Linked DNA regions of Mus musculus: region 2 is linked to region 1. A link is a loop called in an ENCODE intact Hi-C map of the cell type or tissue named here. Cell type or tissue: left cerebral cortex. All regions are shown on one strand. Links, peaks and the distances in the headings refer to the core of each region. The heading gives the core; the rest is flanking DNA.

The links. A loop is a pair of places that touch in the nucleus more often than their neighbours do. Peaks named below come from ENCODE experiments on the same cell type or tissue, not always from the same donor. Only the 100,000 strongest peaks of a DNase experiment are listed, where the experiment ranks them.
Region 2: a loop joins it to region 1, with 2.4 times the contacts of the local background. A loop is called at or near these places in 34 of 42 quality-filtered maps.

Annotation. Positions count from the first base shown.
Region 1 is chr5:99,249,299-99,256,769 of GRCm38, reverse strand. Rasgef1b (RasGEF domain family, member 1B) reads left to right here and starts at 3,843. Exons shown (of 14, transcript NM_181318.4): 1 at 3,843-4,056. In left cerebral cortex, for the core only: CTCF peaks have their summits at 3,858 and 4,069; DNase peaks (open chromatin) are centred at 3,789 and 5,133; H3K4me3 peaks cover 2,198 bases; H3K27ac peaks cover 2,001 bases.
Region 2 is chr5:99,583,828-99,591,298 of GRCm38, reverse strand. All of the region lies in intron 1 of A930011G23Rik (RIKEN cDNA A930011G23 gene), which reads left to right. Among named protein-coding and RNA genes, the nearest start is that of 4930405H06Rik, 27 kb to the left of the region's middle. In left cerebral cortex, for the core only: no CTCF peak of the experiment used is centred there; a DNase peak (open chromatin) is centred at 3,085; H3K27ac peaks cover 1,502 bases.

The DNA.
Region 1 (7,471 bases), core at 2,817-5,316:
TATGCTAAATATCTATCCTTACTCCCATAGATAATTACCAGTCCTCACCCTCATCAGATAGACTTCATTGTTTGCAGTAGATGAATAATATGGCAGAGATCCTCAAACAACCAAAATGTAGGAACAAATGACGAGGTCCCCAGCTCACCTGGGACACCTCGCACCTAAGGGGACCATAGCGGAAGAGGAAACAGAAAGCTTGTAAAAGCCAGAGGACCCGGGTGACTGCTGTGAAACACTGCCTTCTACACAACAGGAAGCCTGCACTCATGCACTCTCAACACTATGGCGACCCACACGAGACCATACAAATGAATGTGTTAACATGGATGAGAAAAATGTCACAAGGTCTCAGTCTAGAAGAAAAGCTACAGGCAGTCTATGAGTGGCTAGGGAAGGAGGTTAGGCTTAGGTTTCTCAGTCCTGAGGGGTTAGCTGTGAACACTCGCATGTGGACACTAATTGGACTCTACAGATTGTTGCTCTCTCCCTCTCTGTGTATAATATAATAATGCTTCAATAATAATAGACAAGGTCACGAACACAGGCTGGGGGGTCAGGAGGAGTTGGAAAAGGAAGCAGGATAAGTGGAAATAATATAAATGCAGTATACTAACTTATGAAATTCTCAAAAATAAACAAAAAAAGAGAATTCCAAGCAAGAGCTGCTCGTCTGATTCAGATACCTGCAGCATTTCCACTGTACCGACTTTATGATACGCGCCCTTACTCCTTTTCTTCTTTGATCTTGAGTGGTGTTTCTGGCACCTCATTTTCTTTTACCTCAGGAGGTTTGATATTTGAACATGGTTCTGTTTTCATTTTCACTTAAGGTTCAGAGGCCTAAATGAGATAGCAAGTTGTAACTAATGGAATTAAACTTGCATCTATTTTAGGCTAATAATAATAATTGCATTGTGAGAAAACAGCTTGTTTCTAACTTAAATGCACATCTTAGACTTTTAAACATCCTTCGCAAACTCGCATGAGTGATTAGTGCCTTACTGGAACTGGAAGAATGAGAGCCCTGGATTCGGGATATGTGGCTTCTTTATTGTCCTGAGCCTCATTCCTTCTTGTCACAGTGTAAGTAATGGTACCTGCCTCTTGTGGCTTTGTTATTGATTAAACATAACACAATCAGATGTAGCACAGATATGGTAAACCATTCAACAGTGGGTAAGAATGTGTTGATGACAGCGATATATGCTAACATGGATAGATTATCAAAAAACAGAAGGCTGGAGAGATGGCTCCGTGTTTAAGAGAGATTGTTGATTTTGCAAAGGACAGGAGTTTAAATTCCATCAGCCACATCAGGCCGCTTACTGCTCACAGCCCTGTAATACTAGCTCCAGGGCATGGAGTCTTTTTGGTCTTTGCAGGGACCCATACTCATGTACACACACACACACACACACACACACACACACACGTAAATAAATCTAAAAGAGAGAAGAAAGAAAGCTAAAAACATGTATGTTGGGTCACCATGATGACTCAGCAGTTAAAAGCACTTGCTATGGAAACCTGACCCTTGTGTTCCATTCCTGGAACTCAGAGCGGAACTTCCAAAAGTTGTCTTCAGGCTTCCACACCCATGCTGTAGTGTGTGCATGCGTAAGTGTGCGTGTGCACGTGTGCGTGTGCGTGTATGTGTGTACGTGCACAGACAATGGCTCTCACACACACATTATGCACACACACAACAATAATAAATAAAACAAAGTGAACTATTTATAACATCACAAGCTGAAGAAAACATATCAGTAGAGATTGCACATTGACATCTACGTAAATAACTCATGGGACCCGTCAATCAATAGCATCATTGTTCTGAAAAGGTGGGTTGAAAAATACTCTGACTATAGCATGATGTAAGCTGGGATTTTTCTTTGGAAATGAAAGTGCCAAAAAAGAAAGGAAGTTGGACTTGTACCATTCATGATGATATTTGCACTTTTGCACGCCTGAGTATTAGAAGAGGCATAGGACAAACAACCCTTCCTTACATAGCTATACAGTCCCTGTGTGGTGGAAGTGCAACACAGGTCACTATCATTCAGTGCTGGAATGGGATTCTACTCTGAAGACTTGATTTGCCTCAACATGACTGTTGAGTTTACTAATATTTGCATTTTTATGTTAAACACATGTGTGTGTGTGTGTGTGTGTGTGTGTGTGTGTGTGTGTGTGTGTGTGTGTGTGTGAGAAGTTGACGAATTCAGTTCTTTCCATTCACCGTGTGAGTATACAGGGGTTCAGAGGCCTACAGTGCCTTGAGGAGGGTTTCACAGGTGTCTGTGTGATAGACACAGGGCTATGGTTAGGAATGCTGGCTCCTAAGGTGTATCCACAACTAATAGTTTTCACATTGGAGCTAGAAGGACCCTGAAAGGCCAACCAGAATAAGGTAAAACAGTGTCAATATCATAGTGGTATCTGCTTTACATTTTTAGATTCTAAAGTGAACATTTCATCTTTTGCTTAGCAGCAAAGACTTCAGGAAGTAAAAAGGCAGCTGTCTGGGTTGCCTTCTCAGCAGTCTTGAGAGCTCACAGATGTTACAAAGGGCTTTTCTGGTGGCACTACTAAGAAATACTGGTTTAGTTCAGCCCTTTTAGTTTCTTGCTATGTGAGCAGGAAGAGTGTGCTTTGCCCAGTGTCATATGGTCTACTTGTTAATTGACTCAGGATGGAAGTCGGCTCCTTGTGTGGACCCATTCTCCTTCACAGAACAGACACCAGAGATAAACAAAAGGCTCAGGGTTTTTAGAATAAACTGCGGGGCTTAAGGAGAAGCATCTGTAGAATATGCGTAGGATAGTGAAGCAGGAAGTATGAGAGAGACAGGGACCAGCCAAGACCAGCCAAGGAACATGAACGTTAGGTTAAAAGAGGCTCTTTCCATCCCAGAGAGAAGATGCAGGGACCTTAGAGGAGGAACCGTGTTGCTCCATGTTAATAAGGCCAATTACAGTCTATGGGATGGTCCTACAGTGTTTATGTATGAACGGAAGCTTACAAAGCCTGCTTTTCATACTCAGGGTCACAGCTGCAAAGTCTCCAAATCTTGTGCATTTCCCCCCATGGGTAAGGTATCTTTATTTCAACTTCTTCCCTTACCTTTCTATCACGCGTAGGAGAGTATTGAGTTCTTACCTCTATATTTATTTTTTTCTTTTCTAAAATAGTTATCAGGTATTCAATGGCTGATTCAATTAAGTAGCTGTCTACAATGATAAAAACAACCTTCACCGAGGACCAGCCTTACACACTAGAGTATCTTCCTTTCCTTTGCGAAAGTTCTAACACCTGTAATTTTACATGTGGATTGAATAGCAGTTTATTTAGCGTTTGCCCTCCAGGAGCCAGTAAGCTTCTGGGACCAGCCGGTTGCGGCCACCAGTGTGCCCCCAGCGTTTATTACAATACCCAACACTCAGCAAGTGCTTCGTGGTTCCTCTCAGATCTCCTCCGAAAGTTACACGGACAGTAACCTTCAGCTCATAATTATGATAATAGATACTGTACAACGAGTCGAGCCGGTATTTACAGGTAGAGCACACAAGGCAAATGAATACACACTCGGCGACACATGAGTGCACAAACAGCCGCGGGCAGCGACACGAAGGAGGAAACGCGCGCCGGAGTGGGCCCTGCCCAGGCTGCGGAGACCCGCTGCGCCAGCAAGCCAGCCTCTGCAGCGTGGGTGGGTACGGCCGCAGCGTCACGGGAGTCCCTACCCGCGGAACCCTGGCAAGTCCCCGAGCGCCCGCTGCAGGGCGGCGTGGGCGGAGAGCTGCGCCACGATTGGCCAGCGCAGGATGGGCGTGGCCTGCGGCGGGCGGGGGCGTGGCCTGCGGCAGGAGGCGGGCATTTCCCCAGCAAGGGGGTGTGCGCGGCTCGGGCTGGAGTTTCAGTATAAACAAGGACCCCGACTGGATCGGCGGGTTTTCCCTTTCTTCTGGCGTTCGACCCTTCCCGGTCCTGAGCTCGCCTTTTGGGGCGCCTCGGTACGGCAGCCAGGAGGCAGAGGCTCCGAGCTGTGTGCGGGTAGGTGCTCCAGGGGACCCCGCGGCGGGATGGCGGGAGCGGGCTGCGCCGGCGCTGCTCCGGAACGGCGCCGGCTGTCCAGTGCGCCCCGGCGTGGCGGGAGATCCTCGGCTGGCGAGCATTGGCAGAGCCACAGAACTAGGAGTTCTCGCGCCTGCTGCTTCCGTGCCCCGGGCTGCCGCGCTCCCAACAGGTGCGGGGCTGAGCACTGACGACCCGGGGACCCGGGGATCTGGGGACGCTGTGCTGCGCCTCGCCCCGGCCAGGCCTTCTGTTTGGAGATCTTAGATATTGAGGGTTTGTCTGAGTTGGAGTCTCGTTCATCCTTTTTGCTTTCCCTCTCAGCTTCTTGTGCATACCTAGGGTTGTTTCCATGTACTTTTTGGCTAGTTTCCTAGGGTGCTTGAGAGTGTTCAGGCTGTTGTTTATTTTTTGCTGCAGTTTCCTTATAATTTAAGGTCTGACTCCCAGGAACAGTCAGGGAAACAGGACTTGTGTGTTCCCCAGGCTCGTATGCAAACTTGAACAAGTAGCCTGTTTTTTGTTTTGCTTTGTGACCCAGGTGAGTTGCCTTCGGACACTAGCCTGGGTGATAATAACGTGGCCCGGGGTACCTGGTAGCCTCGTGGGCTGAGTGCGTGAGGGAGGCTCCTCTTTATTGGAGAGCCCCGGGAATAACTTCAGCAGCACTGTACTAGAGAAAAGGGCAAACGCGGAAACGGAGGTGTTCTCTCTCGCTCTCTCGCTCTATCGCTCTGTCTCTGTCTCTCTGTCTCTCTCTCTGAGTGTGCGTGTGATTTGACTATTCCTTGCCACCTTACCCCATCCAAATTGGTTCAGTTCAGGCGAAGCACTGTGGCTAAGGCACTGACAGTGCGGCGAGGTGTTCTCTCGCACAGCGTGGTAAAGGGCGCTAGGAGAGCATCTGGGCTGCAGTTTTCTCTTGTGAATGTAAATGTGCCCGTTTGCAGATGGATTCGGGGCGTATGGTGTATATGGATAAATATGCACGCATACTTGTGTATGTATGTTTGGGTGAACGCGTCTCCAAGGAGTCCTTCGTCAGCAGCGCCATGTGACAATGGCCTGGAACTGCTGGTGTGCGTAGAGCTATATTTAGCCCTGACAGTGTCTCACTGGGAGGACGGGTCTTGAGCTGGGAGGATAAAGCGGGGAAGAATCCAGGAATAAGGTTATCGAGCTCTTGACTGATGTCTGGCGCAGTCAGACTCAGATGGTGAATAATGACTCCTCATGAGTGCAGTAGCTGGAGCGTGGCATGTGATGACTGCTTTAATTGGACATAGTTGTGACCAGGGTGGTCAGCCAATGCGAAGAGGATTAAACAAGGAGATTTAAAAAGAGAAGATAGTGTGTAGCTGATTTGAAGATTTAGGAGGAGAGAACCGGTCATGTGAGGTTCAAAGTGCACGAAGAATTGATTTCTTAAAGGGAATAATAATAGTAAAAAATGTTTGGCTGTTGAGGATGCAGAGAAAATAAATGACAGCCAGTTAAACAGTGTTATGCACTAAGGACAGTTTTGTTTGGGGCAGGGAGCAATGTTTGAGTTACTGAGGACCCAGGGCATTTTTTGACAGAAGTCAGGGCTCAGCAACAGCCCTGGCTGCTTTTCCCTTTCAGGCAGATTTGCTGGCACGTGAGATAACATCAGCCTCTGGTGAGCAAGTCGCTCTCCTGTGTCAGGCAAGCCTTTGTTTTCCTGGAGGTGCCAGCCCTTCTGGCTACTAAGGATCCTGGCCTAGGACTTCCTTATTTCAGCTTTTCAGCTTTCCTGTCATGCTGCCCGAGGTGTCTGTGCTACCACACTTTGGACCTGGCCTTGTGGGAAGGTCCTCAGCGGGATGCATCTGCATTGCCATTCTCTAGCGTCAGCATCTAATCTAGTGTACCCTGAAGTATAGATAGCTGAATATCGCTGTGGTCATTGCTCAGCATAATACTCCTGTAATGTCATTAATATCTCATTCTTGTAACATTAACTTCACTGTTTATTAGAGCACCATAGGCCAAATGAACCAGGTAAAAATTATTCCTCTGGAGGGAAGAAGGTGGGTAAGAGAACAGAGAGTGATGTGGGCACATGGACCTGTGTAGGCCAAGTAGGGATCCTAGTATCGTATAGAAAACCATGGGACCACCCTGTTCACTCTACAGAAGTTACCTAGAAGAAATGAACCTGAACATTCCGAGGGGGAATACTTAGGAAGGAGACAGGGAAAGGAAGTTCTCAGCTTTGCCTGGAAGGAGAATCGGGAATGCCAAGCAAGGGTTGGAGAGACGGTTAATACTAATGGCACAGAAACCTAGAAAACAAATGAAACAGCTTTAAAGAGATCTGTGAAGTCTTTCACATTGGCTGATTGTCCTGGAGAGGATTTGGTGGTGGGGGTGGTGGCTGGGGTGGGGGTGGGGGTGGGGGGAGAGGGTAAGTAATTGAATTTAAGTATTATCTGACTCCACTCCTGTCATTTTTCGAGAACTGTATAACTATATACGGTTGTCCATGCTTTTATTGGCTCATCAGTTAAACCTACAAAAATTAGATATGTATGGGCATTGACTGCTTTGGCTTAGCAGACCCGCCCTGGGAATGAGTCTGGGCAGATGGGGAGCCCTAAGGAGACCCCTGCCCTCTTTCTGTAGTTGTGATATCTGTGACGTGGACACAGGAAGTTAAAGGAGATGACTTAGGGGGCCTTTGTATGCCTGTCGCAGCTGTTTTATTTTGTTGCAACCTCCTACCTCCGTCGATGTTAAAGTGGGCCAAGCCAGGATGGAGGCAGCCTGTCACATGGGCAGGTGTCTTCTGAGCACATGAGGATGAAAAGGGTGGCCAGCATTCTTCCTTTGGTGAACTTAGATAGGGATTTAGTAGTTTCTTGAGTTGTCTTTTCCTTTTCTTTGTTGTGAGAATATTTTTTAAAAAATTGAATAATTATCAATAAGGCGGGGTCAGAAAAAAAACATTTCAGCTGATGAACTCACTGTTCTTTTCAACCAGGTGCCAACTTCCCTTTCACCAATCTGTTTTCATAGACTTATATATTTATTATTTCCTCTTAAGGTGAATATATATCTAGAAATGATCCAGTTGATTGAAATTATGTTAGAGAACCCTGGTGTGAAATTTGGGCACAAAAAGATCTAGTCATGTAAAAAGGAAAACACTTTGGAACCACTTTGGGCCTCTTTCAACTTCTCTAAAAGACAAAAATTGAACAGAGAAAAACATAGGTTTTCACCCCCCCCCCAATTAAATTGTCCTATTCGCCGTGTTACATAATAAAATGCAAAGAAAAATAATCTTGCCTTTTTACAGATATCTCTGCTGAGTATTGACCCATTTCCCTATTGAAGTGAATTAGACACAGAGAAATAAAATATTTGAATA
Region 2 (7,471 bases), core at 1,933-4,432, 340 kb before region 1:
AGTCAGGTCTTTTATGGCCTGCATTAAAAGGTTTATTTTTCTTTTGTTGTGGTTTCTTGGCTCTGGCTCCGGGCATGGCTGACAAATTAATAGGCATCAGGTACTAAAAGTATTTGCAATTAAAGCGAAGTGGTAATAAAGGTCACCTGTTTCAACAGAGCTTTTCTTTGAAAACCCTGCTTAGATCAATGCGCATTGTGTGTGGCCTATTCTCTGGGTTGCAATTCCCTCCTCTCCCCCAAATCTGACTTTAAGTCCTTTTTTTTCTTGCAAATTTGTAGCAATAATAATTGCATTAATCTTCAGTGTCCACATTTCCCTTGGTAGCTGTCAACCATATTTTGAACTAGAGCTCCCTGACACAAAACAGTCAGAAGTAATTCCACCTATGTAAGATTCCATCCCATTCATTTAACCCAATAAATATTTATTAAGTATTTCTCAAAGTTGGGACGTGAAGATGAAAGGGTAGCGGGATGGAGAGGTGGCTCTGTTGGTACAGTGCTTGATGTGCAAGCCTGAGGACCCAAGCTCCATCTCCAGAATGCAGGGCAAAAAGTTGGGTACAGTGGCACGCACTTGTGATTCCAGGGTTGGGGAGGTGGAGGCCAGTGAATTACTAGGACTCTGTCCGCCCAGAATAGCATGATCTACTCTGAGGCCATACTCATGCATGCCCATTTGCACACACAGGCACATATGCACATGCACACACATATGCACTTGTGCATTCACAGGAATGCACATGAATATACACACAGATGCACACATGCACATAGGCACATGTGAAGACACACAAATGCACACACAGATATACACACACTCATACAGTGTAAGGGGTATGCACAATCCCTGTGAGGCATCGTACTCTAAGGGAGAGAAACAGACCATAGCTAAGCATGGGATTAGTCCAACAACAGGGATGCTGGAGGCAAAGGAAAGATCATGCTTAATTCCATGTGGAAAGTTTGGATGTCTTTAGAAGGATTTATATTTGTGTGTGTATATGTTGTGTGTATACAGAGGCCAGATGTTGGTGCCAGGTGCGTTTCTCAACCAACCTCACATCAGGTTTTGAGAAGGGCTCTCACTGAACCTTGGGCCCACTGATTACATGGACTGGTTATCGAAAGCCCCAGGAATCCTCTCTCTATTTCCAGGACAGTGCCCTAGATTTTTACCCATATGCTAGAGATTAGAACTCAGTTCCTCACGTGTGCATGGCCGGCACTCTAAGGCTCAATTGATCCTTGGGTGTTTCTGTTACAGGAGGCTGTGGAGCTCATCTTGAAAATGTAGTTGTCAAAGAACTTTGCATTTTACCTGTGTAGGAGGAAGAGGTATTTTCAGGTGACATGAATAACATTAGATTTAGAAAGATTGCTCTGAAAGCAACTCACAAGCAGATATCACTTCTTGATTGTAAGGGAATACATGGTTGGCAGCCAGGTCTTTATAACTTTGGTGGAAGAAAGTAGAGTTAACTGAAATCCTTAGGTAGAAGATAGGGCATCAGGCTGAGATCCACTCTGCTGCCAATAAGTAAGTGGATGACTGACAGCCTTTTGAATTCTCTGCCTGTTGTTTTCTGCTGTTTTGGAGACCAGGAAGCCAACTGCGGTCCCTGATAGCTATGATATTTTGTGGTCTTGGCAAACAGGATGTTATTTTCTTGCCTTCTACTCCCAGATAGGACAGGGCATATTATATTCCCTAGGAATGAGATGGGTTCACAGGTTCATAGTTTGAATTGCTTGGTCTCTTGAGGGACCCTCTGACACTCTGTGCTATGACAGATCTGAAATTTTGTATCCTGGGTTTGAGCTTTCATTAGCTTAAATTTAACTTAATTACCTTTAACTTTTGAGTTTAAAACTTGAGAAGCTTAAAGACAGACAGCATGTATCTGGTGTCTCTGCTGCCCTTTATGGATGGAGGACATATTTCTAGGCTGTTTTAATTGGCTCTCTTCATGTACTTCACGTTTTCTAGGCATCCATGTTTCTATTTATTCCAAACTTTAGAAATTATTTTCCATTTATCTTGAGATTTATCGATGCTGCAGAAGAAGTAATAAGATATGTGGTTAAGTCCTGGGGTTGTCTGAAGGGTGGATCTTTTCATCTAATGTCAGAATGAATAATACCATTTCAAAAGACTGTTACCTGTTAAGAAGCCAGAACAGATGAGCTCAGAGTATCAAACACATGGAAATTTTTATCCCGTTCTTAATATGGTCTGCTATAATCCAGTTTATTAACATATATTACAGATACTTAATATTAATTAGTAGCAAACTAATAAAAATAAATTATGGGTAACAAATATAATAGATATTCTCATGGTCAGACTGTATTTTTTTACTTTTCTGATGCCAAACCTGATGTAAAACAGTTGGCTTTTGATGTCAATGCTAGCATACCTTTTGGTACTGATACAAAAGGCAGATGCTGTACTGTGTGAAGGTTGGAGACCCAGGAGTCAAGAGAGACCCTGAAGATACTTGAAAACCAATTTTGATCAACCACAATGATAAAAAGATTATAGAATTTCCTACACTACCTACATTTAAAAAAAATACATGGTTAATTCAGTTTTCTATGGATGAGATTTCACTGCACCTAGAAAATGATTCTCTCTGAAATTCATAGACAGCACCCTCACTGTTCACTTCAGAAAGGGTTTATAGAAAGGCTTAACGAAAGAAATAAACAGGGTTTTTCTCCCTATCTTCATGCAGATTTGCATAGTTTGCATATGATTTGCATAATTTGGTGTCAAAATGAACAAAATTTTCTTTAATCTTTGCATTTTTCTCACCAGCATTTGAGGCTTTCTTTTCTCCTTCTGAAAGCTAAGCTGGGTCTCCCGGTTTTCTTTCCTTCTCCATAGTTTCCAGAATAAAACTCCTCTGGCTGTGTGAAATCAACCTTCAGTTTGCAGAATACGGACGAGAGATTTCTTTTTATCCATGCACGCATGTATTGATGACAATGGCTCAAGCAAGCCTTTGCGTGTTGTTATTCCAGGTTTCTGTGTGTACATGAGCTGTGTGAAGTTGTTGCATGAAGGTAAAGCCTGACTCAGCAGAACATGGACACCCCATACACACTGCCTGGCTTGAACCGCAGTTCTAGGATTGCTGGTTATGTAAGCTTGGGTTATTATATAAGTTTTCCACCTTAGCAGATAGTAAAATGTATCTACTTTAGACAGCTTGTTGTTGAAACTGAGGCAAACTAAATGAATTCATTCATTCATTCATTTATTAATCATTCCATTTGTTTACATCTTAAATGATATCCCACTTCCCAGTTACCCCTCCACCAACCTCCCATCCAACATCTGTCCTCCCCCCTTCCTTTTGCCTGTGTGAGGGCGCTCTCCCACCCACCCACACTTTCCTGCCCTACCACTCCAACATCCCCCTATGCTCGGGAATCAAACGTCCCCAGGACCAAGGGACTCCCCTCCCATTGCTGTCAGGCAAGGCCATTCTCTGCTACAAATGTATCTGAAGCCATGGATCCCTCCAGGTACACTCCTTGGTTGGTGGTCGAGACTCTGGGAGACCTGGTCAGGTCAGTCTGTGTTGTTCTTCTATTGGGGTTGCATTCCCCCTTTGCTCCTCCAGTACTTCTGCCAGCTCCCTCACCAGGTTCCCTGAGCTCAGTCTGATTGGTTGGCTCCAAGCATCTGCATCTGCACTGGTCAGTTAAAACCACTGTCAGAGGTAAAGAAAATCAGGGGTTGCTGCTACTTGAGGCCCTCACTTCTTCTTTTTTTAACTTGGTATGGAAATAGAAGAAATAATCTGAGACAATCTATACTTTAGATGTTAAGGGTGGTTCTAGGGTGGAGGAGATGTCTTATTGGTAAGACATTTGCCATGTTGGGGTTATATTCTTGGAGGTAGTGTGGGAGGGACCTTAGCTTTTCCACACTCCCATTGGCTCCTTGGCTATGAGATGAGCAGTTTATCTCCTACTCGCTTCCTGTTGTCATCCTGGGAACCTATCAGAGTCCAGAGCAGTAGGTTTGTCTGATCTGAAGCTTGAACTTCTAAGACTATGAGCTCCAAAATTAACCCTTTTCTTTATAACTTCACTGTATCAGTTACTTCGTTATAGCAACTGGCAACTGACTAATACAGCGAGAACAGTAGTAGTATGTAGCAAGGTTCTAACCATAGGTGAGGTTGGGGGTTTCTTAGGATGGTGAATATCATCAGTTCTGTTCCTGCTTATGGTAAGGTCAGTTGGGATGTAGGTGATGTGAGTGCTTGACTATCAGATGGTAACCATGGGTACCCACATCCACCTGAGCATGTGGATGAGCTTCAACTGCTGCTCGTTCAGAGACTGAGTGATGTCTCCGAGAAGAAGTGGTTGGCCTTCTCTCATCTTTCTTTTCTATTCTGAAGCCTTTAGATGTATGGGATAGTCTCATTTAGTGAAAGCAGTTCTTATTATAATGTATATGTTTATGTGTTAGTCAGGTCAAGCATCTAAGTTCTCTGTCTGTCTGTCTCTGTCTCTCTGTCTGTCTGTGTCTGTGTCCGTGTCCGTGTCCGTGTCTCTCTCTCTCAATCTCTCTCTCTCTCTCTCTGTGTGTGTGTGTGTGTGTGTGGATGAATATGGGCATACTAGTTCATTAGTGTGTCTCTGGAAGCCAGAGGTTAATATCAGGTATTTTCGCTGTTGTTCTTTACCTTGGGTTTTGAGATAGGATCTCCCGTTGAACCTGGCATTCATCATCTCAGCAAGCCTGGCTGGCCAGTGAAGCCCCAGGCTCCACTTGGCTTCTCTCCAGCTCTGGGGTGACCGATATGCATCGCCACACTCAGCTTTTACATGGATGCTGGGGATCAAGCTTTTCACCAACTGAGCCACCTCTCCAGCTCTGAGCTCTGTCAGCCTCCTATGAGCTATCTCCCTCAGACCGAGGGGCTATAAAGAGATTCACACGTAGATAGCATGGCAAAAAGCATGTCCTCTTTGCTTTTGTTTTGGGTTTTTGGCGAAGGTCTTCTGGATAAGAACCGAAGAGAGATCGTGTACAAAGTAGGTCCAAGTCACAGACTGAAGACACACCCTAAGCTTCATGGCTCTTTTTCCTCGAGGACTGTTGTCCCCGTGGCATGTTCCTTTCAAAGGTGTGTGTGTGTGGGGGGGGGGGAGGACAGGAGGGAGCACTGGGTTCTTTCTAGAAGCTAACATTTGTTTACTTGTCAATCAACACATTAAGATTTTTTTTTGACTACTCATCTATGAAAATGTTGTTCCAAATACGACGAGGAAATCTCTGGAGGGAGGGGATTCATTTAGATTCTTGAGTTAAACAAAGCAAAACTGCATCCTGAACTGCTCGGACGCATTTAATCTGCCTGAGGAAGACCTGTTCCACGGCATGTGGATGGGCAGTTTCTGAGAGTCTACCTGGAAGATGATAGCCTTTTGCTTCCTTCTGTTCATTTGTTAAGTACTCATCAACGTGCAGTGTTGAATTATCAAAGGCTGGGAAGTGAGCCAAGTCTGTTTTCAATCTGAGTTTAAAAATTGGGAGACAGACCAACTTGTCTTGGCGGACTGCTAAAACTGACTCTATGATTTTCTCATCTTCTGAAAGCCAGGGTTCAGACTGCCAGCTTATTTGGCCAGATTTCTGAGCTGCTGTGCAGATAGACATACGCTCATCGGTGGAATAAACTCAAGCCTTAGCTTGGTCTTGGGACCTGTGGCTCTACTGAGGATGGAGGTCATGGTCACTCAGACTTTTAGGATGGGAACCTGCCAGAAGACAAGTGAGCCAGGCTCTGTGTTGGTATGGAACAGAGATGAGACATTCTGATTGAACATGGGGCTTCTGGACTGCTGGTGAATTATCTAGAGATTCCTAACTCATAAGAGTGTCCCCACACTGACATTTGGCCAGAGAATCTTGGCATGAGAGAAGACTCTCCTGGCCAGCTCCCACAAACAAACTGGCCCAGAGTCTGACAATGACACTGCAAGTTGTCTACACTACAAATCCAACTGTAGGATTTTTTGGAGAATACTAAAGTCCTGTTTTTTACTCAACTTTTCATTTATTCTAAGCTATTTATCTATCTATCTATCTATCTATCTATCTATCTATCTATCTATCTATCTATCTTTTTATCTACCTATCATCTGTTTATCTTCTATCACCTATCTATCTATCTATCTATCTATCTATCTATCTATCTATCTATCTATCTATCTATCATCTGTCTATCATCTATCATCTGTCTATCATCTATCTATCAATCATCCACATAGATATCATCACCTCTCTGTCTATAATCTATCTATCATCTGCCTATCATCTATCTATGTATCTATGATTTGTCTATCATCTATTTATCTATCATCTGTCTATCATCTATCTATCATATATCACCTATCTATCTATCATCCATCTATCACCTCTCTGTCTATAATCTATCTATCATCTGCCTATCATCCATCTATCTATCTATCTATCTATCTATCTATCTATCTATCTATCTATCTATCTATCTATCTATAATTGAATGCTATTGTCTTTCAAGAATTCCTCAAGAGTGAAATTACCAGTCATTAATCTTTCCTTTCAGTATGTTTCTTGTCCTATATATATAAAAAATAAATCTATGTAACCAAACTGGAAAGCTTGAACTGGGAAAAAAAATTCCTTCACTCAAAAATGTAACTGAAACGTCTGGGTTTCTCCCTGATGGAATACAAGGGGTGGGGGATCCCAGCAGGAGAGCGAATTCTGTAAAGTCAGCTGAGTACGGAAGCTGGACAGCGCCATTACCCAGGTCAAAACTCTCTTGAAGTCAGTGGGAGTATGGACACTGGACAGCGCCTTCCTCAGATCCTTCTAGTAAGCGCTACTTGTTGCTTCCTGCGTTGAATAGATCAGCGCCCTTTTAAGTGCACACATATTTAATCATTTACTTCCAATTTAGATTTCCTCTTTCTAGGTTTCCATTTTCATCTTACTTAGTTTATGTTCGATAAGTATTTCTTAGCACTTTAATTTTTTTCCAGTTCTAAATTCTCTCCCCTGTATCAGAAAGCCAATTTCTCTTAAAATAGTAGATAACAGATTTTATCATTCAAACTAGTTAATAAGCACTGTGATACAGGTACAATCTTATCAATTTTATCTTTCTTTAAGTCTTACTCTGTACCACTTGGATAAAGGATAGTAACCTTGGTTTAGTGTATCTATCTCTAAACACAATGCACTCTTGAAGATGCACACCAAGGGTTAAAACACAGGAATGATTAATTTGAGATCTTCAAGGTGCTGTGGGTAGGAGGGATATGAGTGCCAGGAAGCTCAAGTCTACCAGAACCGTGATTTCCCCTCTTAGACACTCTAATTAGCATATTTATCTCATTTCCTACACGGTTTTCCTATCCCATCGAAGAAAGATTAACAAGATTAAGTCCCGTAA